Regions from separate parts of the Homo sapiens genome. Here all the other regions are linked to region 1. Evidence: read pairs that join two places in POLR2A ChIA-PET (ENCODE). Cell type or tissue: CD4-positive, alpha-beta T cell. All regions are shown on one strand.

Region 1 (2,500 bases):
GGAATGGCTGTGAACCTAAAAAACATCTTGAAGGAAGAACTGGCTGTAAGGGGTCAACTGAAATATGGAAACAAAACAAGAAAAATGAAGGTTATAACACTGATGAACCAGGATAATTATGATGCCACAAATTATGATAATACAAATTTATTTTGCCTTCTTAATGCTTTCAGATCAGAGTGTTCTGCATCTGCCTGGGCAGATGGAAGCTCAGTTTATGCAGTACCTTTGTAGGTCGAAGAAAACAAATTGCCTTCAGGTGTTTCATGATCTCTCGATTTTGAGAATCAATGCGTTCAAAGAGGTACACTTCCTTCTGTAGAATCTCCGATTGTGTGTATACCATACTCACTATGCCAGTCTGTAAAAACAAAAGATTAACTAAAAGTATGCTAGTCTAGAATAATAAAAACAAGTAGCACATCTAACCCTCTTTTTTCATTAATACTTAGCTGGATAACTTAAATAGTAATATACGGAAAACATTTACTGAACATCCAAACAGGTAGGTAACATACGAGAATGAAAAATACGCTCTATCCTTTCAGCTGAAGCTTCAAGATTAAAAACAAAAAACATGGTCTCTTTGAACAGGAACAATCCATAAGTTTCCAAAAATATTTTTTTCTATCACCTTAAAGAGTTTTGTTTTCTGGTCTGTGGCCAACAAATAATCTGTCATTTCAGCTTGAGCTCCAACAGCTTTACTTTAAAAACACAATGTTGAGTGGAAACAGTAGGCCCATCCCAAAGCCTTCCAAGTGCTCTGACATATTAATGATTTCTTGGCGGGGACATTTAGAAAAGGATTTCTGATTCCAATAAATTGTTCCGGGTAGAAGTAGTCTCTAGGCAGTGGCTGGAGCCATGTAGACTGAAAACCCACCGGGCAAGCTTTATATAAACAACTTTTCAATTCCACACAAACCGACCCTCATTTTCGTATGTTTAATTAAATGCTAAGTCCTACAGTGGAATGGGACGAGCAATTGTAAGGTTGAGAGGGTTCCTTCACAAATGCTGAGCAAAAGCAAACTCACCGTCTCTTTATCCATGAGAAGTACTTTCATACCAGGCCCGCTGTCCTCTATCATTTTGGAAATGTACTGCTTCACAGCAAAAACCACGTTCATGGCGGCGAATTGACAAGTACCCTACAGCCCTTCCCGCCCCCTTTTCTGGCTAAATTAACCCCCAGTCTGTTGGCCGGGTCTCAGCTGCTTCCTCCCAGCCGGGATTCGGCTTCCGGGAGTCCGGGCAGCCACGGTGCTGGGAGTTGTAGTTCCGCTGGAGTGTACAGGGGACCAAGCCTACCCCGGGGATGGAAAAATCCGGCTGAGACGGCCTGGGCCGCTGCCACGCGCGGGCGTTATTCTCCACCCACCTGCGGCCTGAAGATGCCTGAGGCCCGGACTCTCAGACCCCTATTGCCCTTTGGTGCTGGAGGCCCAGCGGCAGCCTGAAGCCCAAGAGAGTGGAGCCTCGCGAAATGAGGAACCTGGCACAAGGTTTGCTTGGAAGCAGGAACGACGGAGTGTGGCTACGTGCCCTATTTGCCATTAACGCTTTCTTGCATGGCAGTGAGAGATGAGGGCAAGGGAGGTGGCATAATGCTCCCGGCCGCTTGGGACTCGGAGAGACGGCATTTAATAAATCACACGCGGTATTTGCGAAACAGTGGTCGAGATTCGTCTTCCCGGGTTCATTGCGTCATTAATAGGCGGGAACAGTGCCCCTGTGTTGAGGCTGCAGAGGCCCTAATTGGTTTTCCCAAGACAGAGGGGCATATGAGATTGAACAAATATTTGTTGAATGAATGAACAAAGGGAACGCCTTTTAGGGATGTTTCTGGGGGAAAGGCCTGAGGTTCTCCAGGAGGGTCTGCAGCTAGGGTCGGCCGTGGGGGCTCGCAGCCCGCGGGACCACCGGACCTGCAAGCGTCCCCCTGCCCCGCCCCCGCCTCGGCGCTCTGAGCAATTGGACTCTGCCAGCTCTAACTCCGGCGGGACTCTGAAACTCAGGCAAGAGCCGAGGTGACTGGGTCCTTTGAAATGGGTAGGGGACACGTATCCGGTAGAACTAAAACTAGCGTGGGGATTTGAAGCCAAAACTCTCAAGTTTTTACTGAATCTTAAAACCATCAACTTCCAAATGTCTGCATTTGTCTTTACACCACACAGGTCTCCCCTCTATCATGGCATTTGTCGAAAAGGAGGGTAGATGTTTGTTTTTCGCACCTTTACTTTGGGGAATTGTAAAATCAGGAAGATAATAAGAAACAATTGTTAGAAATCAGTAACTAAAAATGCTTATGAATATTTCCACCAAAATAATGACCAGTGTTTGTGAGGTCAATAGATTCAGGATTACCAAATAAATTCTTTCATTATATTTTAAGAAGTACACAGTTAAAATAGACCAATAGCACTTTAACATTAATCAGCTTAAGATTATGCAATATTATATATAATTCTCAAATCCCTTAAGGGAGATCAGAAAC
Region 2 (2,500 bases), 82 kb before region 1:
AAGTGGGGGCTATGAGAAAACGGAGAGTTAGAGGCAAGAGGCACCCACCTCCTTCTCAGAGATGTAGAGCTGGTCCCCTTTCAGCACCACATAGCGGTTTTTCCAAATCTCCCTGAAAATCCCTTTCCCGCAGAATTTCCGGACCCAGCCGACCTTCTCGGGCGGTGCAGGCTGCTGGTTTCCATCCTGAGGTCCCTGCCCCAGGACAAGATGAGAAGCGGGCGGTTAGGAGATTCCAGCCGGCGCTTCCTCTCCGTCCGTCTCTCACGACCGCCTCGGCGGCCCAGTCTCCTCCGAAGGCTGCGGCCGGGGGGCGGGGGGCCGCCCCAGGTTCGCTCCCACTTCGGAAAGGTTTTCACTCCGAGGAACTCCCCCCGCTCCCCTCCCCCGCTCCCGAATAAACAACCGGGGCTGCAAGTGGCAGGGGCGCCGGCCGGGCGCGGAGAGGCTCCCAGGTTCCCTCCAGGCCCTGCGCCCCCGCCGCCCCGTCCTCGCCGCGCGGGGACTAACGGCGTTTCTCTGGTTTTCTCTCCCATTGTCTCCTCGCCACGGCGGAGCGCGAGGCAAACGCTCGCCCGGCGCCCGGGGGCGGGGGAGGTGCGGGTCGTGGGGAAACTCAGCCAAGTTGAAGCCCCCCGAGGCGAGTAAACAAACAAAAGCCCCCGCGGGCGCCTGGCGGGGCCGAGGCCGAGGGGACCGGGCCGCCGGGGCGGGGGCGCGGCCGGGCCGTGGGTCTCCCAGGCCGCCGCGGCGCCGACGGAGCGGGGGTCGTCAGAGCGCGGAGGCGGCGGCGGCCGCAGGGCGGGCAAGCGCACTCACCCGCTTGGCGGAATTGTTCTTCTTCATCATTCCCAGCGGGCGCGGGCGCGGGGCGGCGAGCCGAGGGGCGGCCCCGCGTCGGGGCCTCGGCGGCACCGCGGGGGCTCCTTCCCCGCGGGAGGGCGTCGGAGCTGCCCCGGCGCCGCCGCTCCTCCCTCGCGCCCTCCCGCTCCCGGACTCTCCCCTTCTTTGTAGCTCCGGTTTCACTCAAGGCCGGCCTCCCTCGCATTCGCACTCGCACACACACGCACGCCCGCTCCCCGCCCCTTGGCGCCCTCCATCCCGGCGCCCACGCGGCCCGGGTCCCCGAGCGCACCCCCGCCACCCGCCCGCCCGGCCCAGCGCGGCCGCTCCCCCGGCCCGGTGCGCTGTGGGCGGCCCAGTCCGCACCCCGCAGCTCCATCCGCGGGCCGCTGACGTTGCGAGTTCAGAATAAAGGGCGAATCGCGGAGCCGCAGCTCGGGCGCTCCCCCCGCCCCCCCGCCTTTGTTTCTGACTCACGGAGGGGGAAGAAGGCGGCTTCGAAGCGGCTGGAGACCGCTCCCCAGGGGGCAGGGACCCTCGCTCCGGCGGCGGCTCGGGCGACACGCGGAGCCCGAGAGACCCGGCCGCCGGCCGCCCCGGGGCCCAGTGGGCGGGCGCGGTGGATAATGGAGAGACGTGCGGATTCGTGAAGACTGGAGATCGCCAGCCTCTACAGCATCGCCTTACCCGACCAAAAACAAAAACGAGAGCGGGAACCGGGAGGGCGCGCCACCCACAACCCGCATCAGGAATTCACGCTCCTAGGTGCTAGGGTGGCCTGGGCAGGTCAGATGCTGGGGGAAAGTTTTATGCTCCGGAGGGGATCGACGTGTTGGGGGATGGGGTGGGACAGAAGTTGCTATTAATACACGTTTCTTCCAGCGTACAATGCCTCAGGCCTTATTGTAGCTTCAGGAGAATAATCCTAAGGATGAGGCGGATTTTATGATCTCCATCTCACAGGGAGAAAACGGAGACTCAGAATAGCTGAGGGATTTGCAGACACAGTGTCGATGCTGGCTTTTCAGACACAGTGTCAATGCTGGCAGGAATAGAACTCTGTCTCCAAACCATTATCCTTTCTACCAAGTGGCTTTCAATATAAGTTCCAGGTGAGGCTTAAACTTCCTGCCACCTGGGTATCTTTTCCCGCTATACTGATAGGTAAAAACCCCACCCTCTCTACAGCGCTGGAGCCCAGTGGAGGGAAGGGCTGAACGCCCAGAGAATGCCCTGACTAGAGAAGCCTCTGCTGATCCCTCCTACAGCAGATCTGCCTCAGAGCCTCCAGGACACATCTTAGTAACTTCATGTCTTTTTAATATATATACGTGTGATGGAAAAGGGGAGTGAGAAACCCCGCGCTTGGGTACTGGTTTCATCACCACTCTGGGCTTTGGTCAAGTCACTGAATTTCTTTAGGCCCGCGTCCCTCCACGTATTAAGTGGTGAGGGATGAACTGCCATTTTTATCAACAAGGAAAGCTAGGGGAAGATATGAGATGACCTCTGAGAGTCCTTTGAAGATATGTGTTGTCTTCCAGGGCTAATTTTGAAATCATAATAAGCTAATAAACACATTGCCTGGCATATGGCAAGCATGCAGTAACCACAAAATGAATAAAAATCCCTGGCACTGAGGAGCAGGGAAAAGGAA
Region 3 (2,500 bases), 95 kb before region 1:
ATTAGGGATGGTATTAGGACAACTGACCTGCATGCCAAGGACATAGGACAGGAGACTATGCCACTGCCTTGTTTTGCCACTTCAAATCAGGAACCTTAGGAGAAAGGGGCTGTTTGCTGTCATGGCTTTAATATCTGGAGGAAGGGAAAGAAAGAACGGACATGAGCCTACTATTTCTGAAAGAAAGGGGTGATTTCTGAGCCATCCCAAACCAGCAGGAAGGACAGGGGTGATAACCCCAACTTGTTCACAGCAGGAAGCAAAGAGGAGAAGGGATTTGGTGTCGGAGACCATGACAAAGGTCAAGAGTTCTAGTGCTACTTGCCTTTCTATGAGTTACTTTTCCTCATATTAAGTCCTTATGAAAGCCGCCTTATGTCCATGGTTTCTGTAGCTGCACCAGCCTCTACACTTCTGATAGTTCAGGAGGAGTTGGGAATCTGTATTCTCCAATTGCTCCCCAACCTTAATGCACTTAACAAGTGTGTTCTCCACACTTTTTAACCCTCCAAAACCCCGTTTTTAAACTGGTCCTGCTAATTTTTGCATTCTCCCCATCCTTGCTTCCAACCCCAGGGTTGGGGTGAGGTTGGGGTGGGCCATGTACAAGACTTTCTGGCTCTATCTCTCATTTCCTGAGCAGAGCTGGGCTGCACTAATTGACCTCGAGGGTCTCAGCTGTTCTAAGTGGGGTGTTTGTTAGCTCTTGTTAGGCTTGTAATTAGTGCAAGGAATCTAGGTCAGAGGCAACGGGTTGGAGTGATGGTCTCCTGGGGCACGACTAAAGGTGGGGAATAGCAAACAGCCTCCTCATTCTGTGGGTGGGACTTGTGTCACACAGAGACAAATAGACACAGGGTCACATGCAGAAAGGCGGTCAAACTCTGCTGTGTGTGCATGAGTATGTGCATGAGTATGAGTGTGTGTGTGTGTTCGCTCCTGCATTTACTCGGGTTTCTTTCCAACCTCTCCATATATGGCGTGGCTCTAGAGCAGGCTGGGGATTGGCTGCTCCTGTTGGGAGACAGGGAGGTAGTAAGAAAGCAGAAAGAGAAAGGAACCCAGCGTAGAGAAGGGAGTGACGAAGTGGGGGGTGGGGGCAGTAGCTGAGCTTGAGGGTTGCAGAAGTGGGCTGGGACTGCTTGCCTGTGAGGTTTAGATAGAAGAGAGATTCTTAGAGACTCATTTCCTGGGAGAATGAGGCAAATTTATTACTGGCAGAGGGGTTGGGAGAGCGGCTGGGGAAGGAGGCGAGAGCTGTTTCCCCAGGGACAGAGCTCTAGGCTCAGAACCGCATAGTATGTGAGGACCAGGGCAGGAGTTAGAGAAATTTGCACCTTTCTTTTCTCCCTGGTAAACCTATGCTGTGGAGATAGAAGGAAATCAACTCATCAGCGTTCCAGGCCAACACCCCAGACATTCTTCCTAATGGAGGGAGCCGGGACTGCAGTTCCTTTATCCCTCCTCAGGCCCCTGGCTAACAACCTGATGGGGAAGGACAGGAAAAGTTGAGGAAAGTGTCACTGAAATGAGAATTAAGATTTCGTTCTTTACCTGCCTCTACCCCTCACCCCCTCTCAACTCTGTGTCCTGGGTTCCACCCCTTACCCCGTCTCCCCATCCTAGGGCCTCCGGAGGGCACTTCCCTTTGCTTCATCTGTGTAAGAAAAGAAGGGAGCAGAGCGGTTGGGAGTGGAAAGGGAGGGAGAATAAGTGCACCCTGAAAGTGTCTGGGGGCAGCTGTGTGCTGAGAAAGTTGCCCCACACAGCTACTGAGCCAGCCCATTTGCCACGCATCACAGTTACCGGGGGCACGGAAGGGAAATATTGCAGGCAGAGGGGCTAAAATGATGAAGTGAGGGAGGAGAAGCACTGGGAGGAAGGGAAATGAACGTAAGCACCTTCCCATCCTCCTGTCACAGTGCCCAGGTTCAATACAAATGCTTCAACAGAACTCATGCCAGCAGCCTACCACAAGGGTGCACCTTAAGCGATTTTTCTAGTGGGAAGCCTGGTTCCATGCTAAGCTCTAAAGTTCTTGAAGACCAGGGACCATGCTTTCATCCCTTCTGGCTCTCTCCTCTGAAGAGAGAGGTCCAGCACAGCCTGTGGCCTGGATCTAGCTAAGTGACAGTGACCCCACCCCGGTGGCCTCATTCACACAGTGCTCCTTCCAACTGAGCTAGCGGCTCACTGCCCAGAGTCAAACCAGTAACAGTAGCTGCAGTGGTCACTTTCTGACTGACAGGCATTTTCCATATTGTCCTCACCCATCCAATAGCTCTGCAGCTTGCAGATGAAAAAAACTGATACTCGGAAAGCATGTGCCTTGCCCAGAGCCTCATAATCAAGAAGTAACAGAGTTAGAATTTGAATCCAGATCCATCTGGTTTCAAAGCTGGGCTCATTTCACCACCCTAGGGCCTGGATGTTCCAGTAACTGCTGGAGAACTGGAAGCTGTTGGTTTTAGAGCCTGAAGCCCAGGAGCACAGTGCCCAG

The links. ChIA-PET counts read pairs that join two places held together with the same protein. Peaks named below come from ENCODE experiments on the same cell type or tissue, not always from the same donor. Only the 100,000 strongest peaks of a DNase experiment are listed, where the experiment ranks them.
Region 2: POLR2A ChIA-PET joins it to region 1 with 19 read pairs; 23 of 35 experiments call an interaction of 5 or more read pairs at or near these places.
Region 3: POLR2A ChIA-PET joins it to region 1 with 10 read pairs; 22 of 35 experiments call an interaction of 5 or more read pairs at or near these places.

What each region holds. Positions count from the first base shown.
Region 1 is chr1:150,066,491-150,068,990 of GRCh38, reverse strand. It overlaps VPS45 (vacuolar protein sorting 45 homolog), which reads right to left and starts at 1,215. Exons shown (of 15, transcript NM_007259.5): 1 at 1,041-1,215; 2 at 227-361. The coding sequence starts at 1,133. It also overlaps a transcript of OTUD7B not described here. RefSeq lists an enhancer at 1,259-1,588 and a silencer at 1,799-2,038. In CD4-positive, alpha-beta T cell, no CTCF peak of the experiment used is centred here; DNase peaks (open chromatin) are centred at 1,280 and 1,650; H3K4me3 peaks cover 1,823 bases; H3K27ac peaks cover 1,295 bases.
Region 2 is chr1:150,148,607-150,151,106 of GRCh38, reverse strand. It overlaps PLEKHO1 (pleckstrin homology domain containing O1), which reads right to left and starts at 1,191. Exons shown (of 6, transcript NM_016274.6): 1 at 820-1,191; 2 at 49-195. The coding sequence starts at 849. RefSeq lists silencers at 884-963, 1,104-1,563 and an enhancer at 751-1,251. In CD4-positive, alpha-beta T cell, no CTCF peak of the experiment used is centred here; DNase peaks (open chromatin) are centred at 376 and 1,246; H3K4me3 peaks cover 2,477 bases; H3K27ac peaks cover 1,363 bases.
Region 3 is chr1:150,161,830-150,164,329 of GRCh38, reverse strand. It overlaps LINC02988 (long intergenic non-protein coding RNA 2988), which reads right to left. Exons shown (of 4, transcript NR_135098.1): 2 at 28-134. Among named protein-coding and RNA genes, the nearest start is that of LINC02988, 2.4 kb to the right of the region's middle. RefSeq lists an enhancer at 995-1,184 and a silencer at 2,195-2,264. In CD4-positive, alpha-beta T cell, a CTCF peak has its summit at 2,004; DNase peaks (open chromatin) are centred at 999 and 1,989.